3 separate regions of the Homo sapiens genome follow, and all the other regions are linked to region 1. The links are chromatin contacts, found by Hi-C or POLR2A ChIA-PET in ENCODE. All regions are on one chromosome and are shown on one strand. Each heading gives the region's core, a stretch centred on a gene start or an enhancer-like site at or near the end of the contact. The rest is flanking DNA. Distances are from core to core; before and after follow the strand shown. Region 1 overlaps PRDM15 (PR/SET domain 15). Region 2 has its middle 20 kb from the start of C2CD2. Region 3 holds the start of ZNF295-AS1 (ZNF295 antisense RNA 1).

Region 1 (3,984 bases), core at 964-3,463:
ACCTGTCAGCCCCTCGTCCTGGTCAGATGCCCACAAGCGCAGCAGGAAGAGTCAGGAGAATGGGGGTGTTTGGTGCTTGGAGTGGGGCTCCCTGAGTGTGGAGTTCCCTTTCTAGGGCAGGTGAACAGCAAGAGCAAACATCCTTTGTGTTCCTAAATAGAGCGGGAGGGTGGTGGAGGTCAGAGTCATAACAGACACAGGCGTGGAGTCGCCCGGGCAGCACGTCGGGGGCTCGGCATCTGTGGACTCTGCGCTGGGCCATCTCACTCACGGCGTGTCCCTCTGACCAGGTGGACGGCGAGTACAGGTACCGCTGCGGCACTTGTGAGAAGACCTTCCGCATCGAGAGCGCGCTGGAGTTCCACAACTGCAGGACAGGTGAGGGCGCCGGTCACGTCTCCCCTCGGCCGCTGTGCGGTACGGATTCTAGATACGCCGCGGAGACCGTGGAACTTTAGGCCAAAGTAAAGATTGTTTTCATGAATAGACAGCCTCACTTTTAACATTTCCCTCTGTCCATTTTGCTTCAAAGCAGTTGTTACCCTAAAGATACACAGATGGAAACTTTCCAGTAAAAAGGGATTGATTTTCTTCCTGCATTTGTCAGCCGAGCTGCGTATGGCCCCACACTGAGAGCATTGTAAAGCCGGGGTCCGTTCTGGCTAAAAACAGGGAGCAGCAGTGTCCAATGTTTTCTAGGGCCGTCTGAGGAAGAAAGGAAAAGATCAGGATAATGGCTGGAGGAGTGTGAGCGCTCCTCGCTTGCTTGCAAAGGTTGTTCCTAACCGCGAGCCCTCCTCCATCCACATCTCCTGCGGCGTCCAGGGTGGAACGGGGTTGCCCCTGCACGCATTCTTTTTGTTCTGAGCCTGCTTGTGTGCACCAGCTTCCAAAAATAAAGCATTTTCCTTGTGTGAGGCCTGAAGCCGGGTGTGCCTGGACCAGCCTGTAGTGGAGAGGTGGCCTCTTCGGGCCTGGGGGGCGTCTGAGGCCCCTGTCTCTCTGGCCGAATTTGCTGCTGGCAAGTAAACAGACCAAAGGAAAGCCAAGGCCGTCCTGCCGGCTGCGCTTCTCCACGTGGCCCGAGGACGCCCCTGTATTCTGCAGTGATGACGTGCACCCTCTGGGATGTGGGAGTCACACCTTCCCCATTCCCAGTGGTGGGTGGCACTGGAGGCCCAAGCAGTGGGGGTCCCCAGCGGGGCACAGAGGGGTGAGTCACTGTTGCCTTTGTGTCCCCCTCTCTCTAGGACTCATAGCACACCCTGGAGAGGGGGGGCCCGGCGGCAGTCGGCTTAGAGACCTACCAGGTTAGCCTTCGACGCCCACCCCGTCCTTGTCCGCCTGCTCTGTGTCTGTCACTTGCATCTCTGTGTTGTTCTTGTTAAGGTGCCACCCGCCCCTGTGTTGAGAACAGGGCACCTGCAGCAGCGGACTCCCAGGGGCTCTGACCAGGGCTGTCGCACATGGGCCATGTGAGAGGCCCTGCTCCCTTGCCGTAGCTGCTGGGCGCGGGGGGCCCTTGGTGGGGTTGGCTAGTTCTACTCTGAGGGCTCCTATTTGAAACCAGGGTTTGGTTCTTCCTCCCTGATGCCTTCTTCCTGGGGTTGGACTGTTCTGAGGGGCAGGAATGAGTCATGTTTTGCCTAAGCTTTAGCAGCTCTGAAGGATCCATGTCTGGCATGAGGTGGCCTCCAGAAGCTTCTGGATGAATTTCCAGTGTGCCGCACCTCCTGCATTTTAAGCCCTCCTATCACAAGAATTCCCAAGAAACCTGGGGCACAGTCCCCTGAAGACTTCCACTTAACGCAGCCCCGGCCAGACAGATGAACCTTCATCTTGTTTGCGAACCTCCCCTTGGGGTCCCCGCAGTCCTGCAGGAGTGTAGCAGGCGAGGGTTTCGGGGTTCCCAAGAGTGATGCTACCAGCTAAGGCGCTCTGGTGAGGCAGACTCAAGGTTGAGGAAGAGGCATTGCCCTCTGATATTTTCAACTATTTCTCTGGACCCAAATAAAACAAAGTACTAGAAGCGGCTAAGGCAGCAGCAGCTTCCTGTCAGCCAGAGGTGCTGTTAGGCCAGGTGCTGGCCTTTGTTAGTCACCTAGAACCCGCAGAGCGCCAGGGACCTGCATCGCACCACCTCTTCCCCTGAGATGTTCTAGTTTCAAAGGTTACCCGTTTTAGACTGAACAGAAAGGATAAAAACCTTGAAATGGAGCTTGTTTGCATAATATATGATTTGCATGCTCTTATACTTATTTATAGTATTGAAGTTAAGAGAATGTGTATCTTCCTTAGACAATTAAACCAAGAATTTGTACCAAGAATTAAACCAAGAATGTGGGAGTCACGCCTTCCCCATTCCCAGTGGTGGGTGGCACTGGAGGCCCAAGCAGTGGGGGTCCCCAGCGGGGCACAGAGGGATGGGTCACTGTTGCCTTTGTGTCACCCTCTCTCGAGGACTCATAGCACACCCTGGAGAGGGGTGTGGGGGGCAGTTTTAAAATGTTACAGTCTTGTGGGTTTTTCTGAAGCTCCCTCCATGGGACCTGTTGTGGTGCCTGTCCCTTGTGGTGTGACCAGGTGCTGGTGTAACTCATCTTCGTGTTCCTTGTGCTGTGTCTGACCATAAGTACTGTGCTACGGAATAGCAAAGGCTCACGTCCAGGCCCTCAGGCAAAATGCGGCCCACCAGCCTCCCCCAATAATCCCCTCTCCATCCCCAGGTGCCCTGCACCCCTCTCCCTTCGTCAGACCCCAGTAGGCAGCTGTTCTCAGTGGCTCATTTATTCAGACATAAACCTAGATCCCCTCGGCGCAGGGTTATTGGAGGGAGAAGCATTGTTGGGACCCAGTGCCCCTGTGGGTTCCTGAACTGGCAGTGAGTGGGTGGCTGCGGGAGAAGCCACCCTCGGCTTGGCAGAGTTGTCCGGGACAGCTGGGGAGTGGCCTGAAGTAGGTTCTCTTTCCATGGTCACGAGGGGCTTGTGAGGGAGAAAGCTGAAGCTCTTGGCAGCACCATTGCCTTCCACGGGGCGGCAGGACTAGTGGAGCCACCTGCCCAGGAGGGGGTGCTCATGGGTGCTGATTTGCACCTGCCTGGGAGGGGGGCTCACTTGTATTGGTTGGTACCTGCCTGGGAAGGAGGCTCACCTGTGCTCTTTAGCACCTGCCCGGGAGGGAGGCTCACCTGTGCTCTTTAGTGCCTGGCTGGGAGGGAGGCTCACCTATGCTGTTCAGGAGGCCCAGGTTGAGGGGAGTGTGGCAATCCAATGCCACAGCACTGTAAAGGTGTGGCCTATGGTGATCCGTTGCCACAGCACTGTAAAGGTGTGGCCTGTGGTGATCTGATGCCACAGTGCTGTAAGGTGTGGCCTGTGGTGATCCGATGCCACAGCGCTGTAAGGTGTGGCCTCTGGTGATCTGATGCCACAGTGCTGTAAAGGTGTGGCCTGTGGTGATCCGATGCCACAGTGCTGTAAGGTGTGGCCTGTGGCAATCTGATGCCACAGCGCTGTAAGGTGTGGCCTTTCACAAAGCGCTTGGCTCTAGTGGTCCCATTCCTAAGAATTCATGATAAAGAGATTTGACAGAAGAAAAAAATCTGCATTACTAAAGATTCCATCACTAAATTATCTACAGTGTCAAAAATAGCAAAGTGAGTTTTGAGAAGTGAGCTGGATGGAATATCACGTAGCCATTAAAGTGATCATGAAAACGTCCAGCACTGTAAACACGCACGCCTCAGACGCAGTGTGTGAAGGACACATACCATGCGGTCGTGTGGATCCGGACAGAGCCCATCAAATCTTAAGCCAAAACGAAACTGAGGGCAGTGGCTGTATGGATAATGTTTCACTTTATAGAAGGAAGGCAAGCAGTATGTTAGGCTGGGACTCAGCGTAGCATCTGTCACGGTGCTCCTCTTATGGCCCAGGTGAGGCTGGCTCTGGGCTGAGGTCACGCTGCAGGTGGGGTGGGATG
Region 2 (4,394 bases), core at 217-2,716, 140 kb before region 1:
GGATGATGGAGACTTGTCCAAGATCCTAGGACCAGCTGGAGACGACCAGGACTATCCAGTGCCCAGCACGCAGCACATGTGTCTCCTCAGGGTCAGGAGCTTGGGGACAGCCGTCCTTGGAGCTCAGGGCTTCCATCCTCTATTCTGACTTTGCTCATAATCTCCTCACTAAAGACAGCGGTGCACAAGGTAAAATCAGTCTGCAGGGACCAGAGTGGGGCAGAGACTAGAGAACCGGGATGCCTTCAGATGCTGCTAGGGCCAGGCCTTTGGGCCCAGGTGGACCTGCATGAAATGCTGCCAGAGCTTGCAGGTGTGGCGAACTTTCCCACCACACACCCGACCTTCATCTAGAAGTCAGGTGAGTAGCGGAAAAGCATCCCCCAACCCCACGTCTCCTTGGGACAGGGGCTCTAATCACCCATCTCCTGGCCTCCAGTGACCCCAGGCTACCCTGCTCCTAGGAGGAGTTCTGGAAGAATATTTGATGGGCATGGTTAGGAATCTGCTGCCTGCAGAAAGCCCGTCGGCCCCATCAGCCCTGCCAGTGCTTGGGTGCCTAGATCTACCCGATTCACAACCCAACTTGACCAGGAGATCTCAGGCTGCATCCTCAACTTACCTTCACAGGACAAATCGTGACAGTTTGCTCCCTGGGTACTCATTACTTCACTCAGCTTATTCAACTTATCCAATATCTAACATCTCCAGCACCCAAGTGAGGAAGATGGGTGCTATTTACTGGGGCCCCATGCAGGGACCTTAATATAAGTTGCAAATGAAAGGGGAAAACATAAATATCCCAACTGTCTACAAGATGACTCCAGAAATTTCAGTCTGGTAATGTTGACAGTGATCTCTAAGAACATTCTAGACCTAATCATTAAGCAGATGGTTTGTAAAGATTTGGAAAACAGTGAAGACTCAAGGGAAGCAAGGATTCACTAAAATCACTCCCGGTGAACGTCTCTGGTTTCCTATCTCCATGGACACCTTAGATGGGGCAGCCCCAGGCAGAGCCCATCGCCCCCTCCCCTTTTCCCCCCACCCTGCATTTCCATGAAGCTTGTCACCCCTCACCCATGGATGAGACCTGGCAGCGTCTTCTGGCTCCTCCCCCTGCCTTACCCTCCCCAGTTCCCAGCAGGTGCTTTGAGTCCCTCCTCTCCTCTCTCATCGAAGACCCTTTCCCTTACAGAACTCTGCTGCCCTGCCCCAAGCCCGGTCAAAAGCATCTTCTGCAAAGTGCCCTAGGACAGGACTTCCCAAATTTTAATGTGCATTCAAAACCCTGGGCTCTTACGAAACTGCAGGGTTTGGTTCCACAGGTCCAGGGCGGGGCCTGACACTCTGCATTTCCAACACGCTCCCAGGTGGTGTGGAAGCTGCTGTCCTGGCCCACACACTGGAATAGCGAGGCTGTAGAGGACACACAAACTTGATGGCAGTTCTTCCTCGCTTGATCCCAGGGTGGGAGTTCCTCATCCCCTCTGAGGAAAACTGAATTCTCTCCAAGGTCACTTTGCACTTTGGCCAGGAAATGCCTTCAGTTCCAAACTCATCTCAACCAGGTCCAATCAAACACGCTGGATATCCGGGCAGATCTACCAGAAGAATAGGGCCCAGTCTCCATGGAGCCCGGCCTCCTCACATTTCCTGGCCTTTGAACTCACTGCTCCTGCGCTCTAGAGTGTCCCTCCCTCCCCCACTTCCTCTTCAAGACCCAGTTCAGCCTTCCCCTGACCTGCCCCAGGGGACCGGGCTGGCTTTCTTCTGTGCCACAGGCTCTGGGAAATGCCTCGTGGCCCTCACCACGTGGGTTGAGATGGTTCCTGGGTGCCTGGCTCCATCTCCCTACACTGTGAGCTCCCTGTGGCTGCCTTAGCTACCTTCCTCAAATAACAAGAGCTTGTGGCCTAGTGGTGAGTTCTGGGAAGTGATTCCAGGAACAGGTCCGGGCTGGGAGGAGGAAAACAGGGAAGAAGGGAACCCACACTGGATTACTAGGCTGTGGGCAGCTGGGATTCGCTGCCTCCTGCTGGGGACCCTGGAGACCCACAGAGAAGCCTCTGAGAAGGAAGATACAAGTGGCAAGTGTTTGTCCTTTGTCCTCCATCTCTTGTCACTCACTGGTCAAGGTTGGCCCCAGGGAATTAATGTTTCATCATTTCAAGATCTACCTGTCCCCCAGAATGGTGACGCCAGTCCCACGCAGGGGCAGTAGGGAAACCCGAGGCAAGAAGCAGGACATACGTGGGGCTGCGTAGGCACAGGGCTGCCAGGCCCCACCTGTGCACTGCCGGCTGCCAGAGCAGGGCTGAGGCAGAAAGGTAGGTCAGGAGGACACGAGGTGGGGCCTAAAGCCTCCAACAAGAGGCAAGGATTGCAGCTCTTCTCAGGTGTGGCCCAGAACGGACTGCACCTGCGCCCCGTGGCTGCTGGCTGCACTCCAAGGAATGCCAAATGAACGAAGGAATGAATGCATGAGCAAAAACCAACAGCCTCCTGTTCTTTGTGGATGCAGCTTCCAGACTGATAACCCAGGAAATGATCGTCGCTTTGCAAGCAGAGTCCTGATGCACTTGCGGGCGGATGAAGCCTCAGGCGGGAAGCGTTCAGCTCCGCACCTCCTGGCCCCCTAAAGACCCAGCCTCAAGAACAGGGCTGGGGACCACGTCCTTCTCAGCCAACTCTCTTCATCTTTCCCATGCCTCATCCAACGCCAGCGTCTGTTTCTTGACAAAGACTTTGAAATCATGCTGATGCTGATCAAAGTTGATCAAAGTGGACAGATAAAATAAAAGCTGGAAGACTATCAAGTATCTCGTGGGCAAGGCCTAAGTTAAAAAGAAAAAATAACTTAGTGGAGAAGAGGCTCTACTTCCAGAAAAGACTCTGCACAACGGCTTTACATGCAGCCTGGGAAGTTAGGGTCGGCCGGCTGAGACCCTGGGGTCCATCTGACCCTCAGCGTGTTCGGGCATGTGAAACACCTTCCCAGGTGCGTGAGAAACAACGTCTTGGCAGAGATGCAAGGGGCAGGCTGGCCTGGGGAACACGCTTGAACTGGGATGAGAAAGAGTAGGAATGCAGTAGGCCGGGAGTGACCAGATGCCCGTGACAAGCACAGAAAGGAGAGCAAACATGGACCAAAAGCAAAAGACGGAAATGTGAATACGCCAAATGAAAAACAAAATTAAACGTTGCTTTCTCGCATGTTTGATTTCGAAGAGCATTGTTGTGGCACTGTCTCCTAACCCCCGGCCCAATCCCACCATCTCCCTCTCCCAGGGCGACAAGAGAAGACTGAGCAGCAGGGTGCAGCCCCGGCTCGGCCGGTGATCCCTGAGGCTCTGGCACAATCTACAGAGCCAGAGGGTTCCTGGCACTCCCTTTATCAGCCAACATCTGGCTCTTACCTGAATTTTATTTTCTGTAATAATCCAGACACTTTGGTTTATCGGTCGTGCCCTTTTATAAGGAGCCTTATCAAAGTCAACCAAATATAAACCAGAACGACTAAAAATCCAAGAACTGGCTGGGCGCAGGGACTCACATCTGTAATCCCAACACTTTGGGAGGCTGAGGCGGGGGATCACTTGAGACCAGGAGTTCGAGACCGTCCTGTCCGTCATGGTGAAACTCCGTCTCTACTAAAAATACAAAAATTAGCTGGACATGGTGGCACACGCCTGTGATGCCAGCTACTCAGGAGACTGAGGCAGGAGAATCACTTGAATTCTGGAGGCAGAGGTTGCAGTGAGCCAAGATGGCATCATTGCACTCCGGCCTAGGCAACAGATCAAGACCCTGTTTCAAAAAAAATGAATAAAAATAAAAATCCAAGAGCTGATCAAAACCAGTCAGGAGCAGGCCCTTGGAACAGAACAGCTGTTGATCAAGAAGCATCTGGGGAAACTGCCTCATGGTTGCCCAATCACAGTAACCTTTCAGGTTAAACTGGAGAGACAAACTCCAACTAATATTAAAGGAAGAGTTTATTATACACTTTAAACTAAAGGGGCCTTGGTAAAACAACAGTCTTTTTTTTTTTTGAGACGTGGTCTCACTCTGTTGCCCAGGCTGGAGTGCCGTGGCACGACCTTGGCTCACTGCAAGCCCCGCCTCTCGGGTTCACGCCATTCTCCCGCCTCAGCCTCCCAAGTAGCTGGAACTACAGGCGCCCGCCACCACCCCCGGCTAATTTTTTGTATTTTTAGTAGAGATGGGGTTTCATCGTGTTAGCCAGGATGGTCTTGATCTCCTGACCCCGTGATCCACCCACCTCGGCCTCCCAAAGTGCTGGGATTACAGGCATGAGCCACCACACCTGGCCAAAATAACAGAGTCTTTTAAGACCAAAATATTCTTCACATAAATCGTCTTTATACTGG
Region 3 (4,375 bases), core at 639-3,138, 180 kb before region 1:
TGGCCGCGGCCGCCGGGTCCCCGCCCAGGGGCCAGGTGGCCAGGTTGCGTCGGGAGGAGGAAATGGAAGCGCTCTGAGCGACTAGCGAGCGGCAGGAGCCGCCTCCCGCGGGCTTTCCTCGCGGGCCGGGAGCGTCTGCCGCCGACCCGAGGACCGCAGGGCCCCGCTCGCCGCCCGCGCCCGTCAGAAAGCCGCGCGTCGCTCCCGTCGCTGTCGGGGTCGTCGGCTCGGGGAGTCGCCCGCCGTCCACCGGTGAACGGGAGCGCGTCCTCCCCTCCGAGGGACTAAGCGCTCGCGCCACGCATCCCGCCGCGCCGGAAGCGGGGACTACTGGCGGCCCAGCTGGGCAGGACCGCGGCCGAATGACCCGGGGCGACCCCGCAGCAAGGGCGCCTCCGGCAGGCGGCAAAGTCCCCTGAGAATCGGCGCGCTCCTCGCCGCGACGGACTCCACCCGGCCGGGGCGCTCAGCCTCCTCGCCGTGGCCCCCAGCCCGGCCGCCTCCCCTAACGGCCGCCGCAGGCTCCCCTCATGGACCGAGAGCGCGGGCTTGCAGCGCGGCAGCGTCCGTTCGGCGCGCGGCTCCGGGCAGGCCCGCCCTCCCCCGTCCCCCTGCGCCGCGAGGCCCCCCCCCCGCCCCGCCCTCCGGCGCCCGGCGCCCAATCAGAGTGCCGCGCACGTGACGAGCGATGCCTGCGATGACCTCATCCCTGGTGTGGGATGACGTCAAATTCAAGATGGATGGAATCACAGCGGCAGCGGCGGCTGCGGCGCGCGCGAGCCGAGTGTGAGCGGAAAGGGGCCCGGCGTCTGCCTCGAGACTGAAGACCGGTGAGTAACTGTCACGCCCCTAGCTCTAGGAGAACTGCGGGGCTCCTTGGGAGGCTACAGCCTCCCCGCAAAACGCGGCCTTTCCTGACGTAACTCTGAGGTGATTTCTCTCCTCTTTTTTCTCCACCAGCGGGTTGCGGGCTCCGAGCGCTTCTGCGCGTGCGCGGGACCTGGGCGCTCACCGAGCATGTCCCGGGTTCCCACGTAGCCGATTGTACCTTCACACTGCGCACGCTCCCTGCCAGCACTTGGCCTCGCCCTCGCGAATGCGCATGCTCCATTCCCTCACGGGCTTCACTCTTCACCCTGGCCGAGCTGCCCCTGGGGTAGGGGACACGCCTGGCCCAGGCGCGCGCCCCTCGCGCGGAGCGGTTGAAACGCCTCGTGGAGAAGGGCGCGTTCTCCTGTTCCGGGCAGGGGTTGGGGGCCGGCGGCCCGGGCCGCGGGGTGTGCGCGGAAGCTGGCCGGCGGCCTTGGGGACCCCGCACCTGCCGCGACCCGCCGCTCCCTTCACGGTCCGGGACCTAGCCCCGCCGCCCCGTCCTCGGCCCGGTGGCCGGAGCGTGACCGCTCGGTGCCCGCTGGACGCTCCCTCCCCGCCCCCGGCCCCTCCCGCGGACGCCTGGACCTCACAGCGCGTTTTTTTTCCTCCAGAGCCCCCGCAGACCTTGTCTGGGACTTCCCGGCGGTCCCGCAGAGCATAGCACCCTCCGCCGGCCAGGAGCCCTGCTGCTCGGCCGGCGACCGTCTCCCCGCTTGGAGGAGCCCCCTTCCCCCCGTCCGAGGTCCGCGGCTGGAGGGGCAGGGAGTCAAGACGCCACCCGTGCCGGCCTTAGAGACGCCCGCGGCAGCCCCGCCACATCTCTTCCCGGCTTTTCGGGAACACGCCCCGTAGTCCATCCTCAGCGGCTCCTGCTTTTCCATCCCAGCACACCGCTGGGGGCTCGCACTCTGCCCCCGGTTGCTATGCGGTCCCAGCCACGAGGGCTCTGCGGTTCGGGAGAATTCCGCAAGAGCGCGCGTTCGGAGGCGGGGTGTTTTTAGACAGGTGCCCCGGTGGGATTGCCTGACCGAGAGGACGGGGAAAGTTAGACTTCACACGGCCTGGGGTTTTTCCTTTCGTGCAAGCGCTCACAGCCCTGGCACCGAGCCTCCGAGGGCACGCGTGTGTTACAAAATAGTCCAGCGATTGTTCACACGATGACCCTGAGTCCTCAATTAAGCAGCTTACATTACGGTCCTCATACCTTGTTTAAGAAGACAAGAAAGTGGGTTAATCCATTTTAGAAAGATTTCTCATGGAAAATTATCTTTTAAAGCTTTCCTCGTGTACTTGGAGTAAATGATGATCTCTAAGGACTAGTAGTCATTAAGTTTAAATTTAAGCACCCCTAAATATTGATGTTAAAAAGAAAGTCAAAATTTGAAGTGCTGGTTTACTTAAAAGTAACTTTTTGTTTATTTTTCCTTTTTAACACTTTATTGAAAGTATAATGTGCTTCATTCTGTTGAAATAGAAGTTGAAGAAGATATAACCCCTGCCCTCGAGGAACTTACACTGTTGAATATTAGATGTGTACACTCTGAAGGAAAAATTGTAAATAACAAAATTGGGGTTAAGTTAAGAAGGTCTCTCGATGGAAATGAGATAATTAAAGGGACAATTTTTTCTTTTCTTTTCTTTTTTTCTTTTTTTTTTTTTTTTTTTTTTGACAGAGTTTCACTCTTGTTGCCCCAGGCTGGAGTACAATGGCGTGATCTTGGCTCACTGCAACCTCCGCCTCCCTGGTTTTGCAACCTCCGCCTCCCTGGTTCAAGCGATTCTCCTGCCTCAGCCTCCTGAGTAGCCGGGATTACAGGCTTCCGCCACATCGCCCAGCTAATTTTTTTTTTTTTTTTTTTTTTTTTTGTAGAGACGGGGTTTCATCCTGTTGACCAGGATGGCCTTGAGATCTCCTGACCTCGTGATCCACCCCACTTGGTCTCCCAAAGTGCTGGGATTACAGGCATGAGCCACTGCGCCCAGCCGAAGGGACAGTTTTAGTTGTCCGCAAAGCCAATGGAAGTAGAGAGAGCAGATTATAAGCTATGTAAGAGCTAGGTTTGACCAGGTCACAGTGATAGGCTATAAGGGAAAGAGAAGAAATTTTAGGGTCTGGCAACACACCAAAGTAAATCGGGAATATGTGAGGACAAACAGATGTGGGAGCAGGGACGAGAGTTGTGGAGTTTAAGTACCATGCTGGACCTGAGGATATACTGTGATGGAACCGTTCAGTAGGTACCTGAGAGGCTGGAGCCTCAAGAGTCTAAACAGAGATACAGATTTGGGAATCATCGTCCAGTAGTGATTAAAGTCACAAGGTCTAATAGAAAAAGCAAAGAATACTGCCACGTTTTGGGGCTCTGTAACGGATGCTGGAGAAATAAAGGTGAGCCAGTCCAGGTCTTGAGCCTCAAGTTTGATGATTTCTCTCTTTGCCCTGTACCTAGCTTGCCAGGCCTTGTGCTGGGCATCAGGGATACGTGCATGCAAACAAGGGTTCTTTCTTTAGGGAGTCCCTTGGGGGAGACACATGTAAAAGAAGATTAATTGAAGAAGTTGTGGTGTTATTACAGAGAGATGAAGTATTGTGGTAGTTTAGATGACTGAGCTGCTGGCTAGGGGCAAATTACAAAAGCTTTGTAGAGTCGGTGACATTTCAACTGGATCTTTCGAAAGAAGTTAGCCAAGTAAAGGAGAGGGAAGAGAGAGATTTTGGGTGGCAGAGGCTGGATATGCAAGTTTGTAGAGTAGATGGTAAGTAGTGTCCAATAAGGGTGGAGAGATGAATTGTAACCAGAGTATGAAAAGTCTTGTATGCCAGTCTGTAGTTTGGATTTTCTTTAGGAATAGAAAAATCAGTACAGTACTCCAAAGCAGGGCAGTGATGTAATACGCTTTACTTCAGCAAAACAACTAACAGCCATAATTTTCACTCGTGCATTTAATTGGAGTGAAGAGTACAGAAAAGTCAAATCTTTATTGTTGTGGAAGATAACATGTTGAGCATTGATAATGCCAAAAGATATTAAATAGATTATCAGTCTTTAAATAGCTTTCAGTCCTCTTGGGGAGACACAAATGACTAACAATAAAGGCAGTGAATAAACATGTAAATGGTGCTGAAGTTGAGGTATTTGCACGTTATAAGATGAAGTAGTCAAGGAAGGTATATTCATTTGCTTGGGCTGCTATAACAAAGTACTGCAGACTGGATGACTCAACAGATTTCTTTTCCCACAGTTCTGAAAGCTAGAAGTCCAAGAACAAGGTGTCAGCAGGGTTGGCTTCTTCTGAGGCTTCTCTTTGGCTTATAGATGGCATCTTCTTGTCCCTACTTGGTCCTTCCTCTGTTCATGTCTCTGTGCTAATCTTCCTCTCCTGTAAGAACACCAGTTACATCAGTTTAGGGGTCACCCTAAAGCCCTCATTTTAACTTAATTACCTCTTAGAGACCATGTCTCCAAGTATGACTACATTCTCCAGGTACTGGAGGCTAAGT

The links. A loop is a pair of places that touch in the nucleus more often than their neighbours do. ChIA-PET counts read pairs that join two places held with the same protein, here RNA polymerase II (POLR2A). Pooled maps may share reads with other maps.
Region 2: a loop to region 1 is called in a pooled map, with 2.2 times the contacts of the local background. The contact joins two enhancer-like sites. A Hi-C loop is called at or near these places in 1 of 37 single-sample maps with no recorded cell type and 1 of 50 pooled maps. POLR2A ChIA-PET finds 5 or more read pairs at or near these places in 3 of 52 experiments (GM12878, RWPE1 and naive thymus-derived CD8-positive, alpha-beta T cell).
Region 3: a loop to region 1 is called in a map with no recorded cell type, with 5 times the contacts of the local background. The contact joins the promoter of ZNF295-AS1 here to the enhancer-like site in region 1. A Hi-C loop is called at or near these places in 6 of 37 single-sample maps with no recorded cell type and 4 of 50 pooled maps. POLR2A ChIA-PET finds 5 or more read pairs at or near these places in 1 of 52 experiments (OCI-LY7).

Annotation. Positions count from the first base shown.
Region 1 is chr21:41,831,831-41,835,814 of GRCh38, reverse strand. PRDM15 (PR/SET domain 15) reads left to right here. Exons shown (of 24, transcript NM_001040424.3): 11 at 291-378. Among named protein-coding and RNA genes, the nearest start is that of PRDM15, 46 kb to the left of the region's middle. RefSeq lists enhancers at 1,367-1,486, 2,267-2,336. Within about 2 kb of position 2,213, at least 5 of the 41 ENCODE cell types and tissues checked have a DNase peak (open chromatin) inside an H3K27ac peak, as active enhancers do; they include OCI-LY7, where a contact is called at or near this core.
Region 2 is chr21:41,971,628-41,976,021 of GRCh38, reverse strand. No RefSeq gene overlaps it. Among named protein-coding and RNA genes, the nearest start is that of C2CD2, 20 kb to the right of the region's middle. Within about 2 kb of position 1,466, at least 4 of the 41 ENCODE cell types and tissues checked have a DNase peak (open chromatin) inside an H3K27ac peak, as active enhancers do.
Region 3 is chr21:42,006,707-42,011,081 of GRCh38, reverse strand. It overlaps ZNF295-AS1 (ZNF295 antisense RNA 1), which reads right to left and starts at 1,888. Exons shown (of 2, transcript NR_119384.1): 1 at 1,498-1,888. It overlaps ZBTB21 (zinc finger and BTB domain containing 21), which reads left to right and starts at 722. Exons shown (of 3, transcript NM_001098402.2): 1 at 722-830. RefSeq lists silencers at 1-649, 1,090-1,399, 1,440-1,549.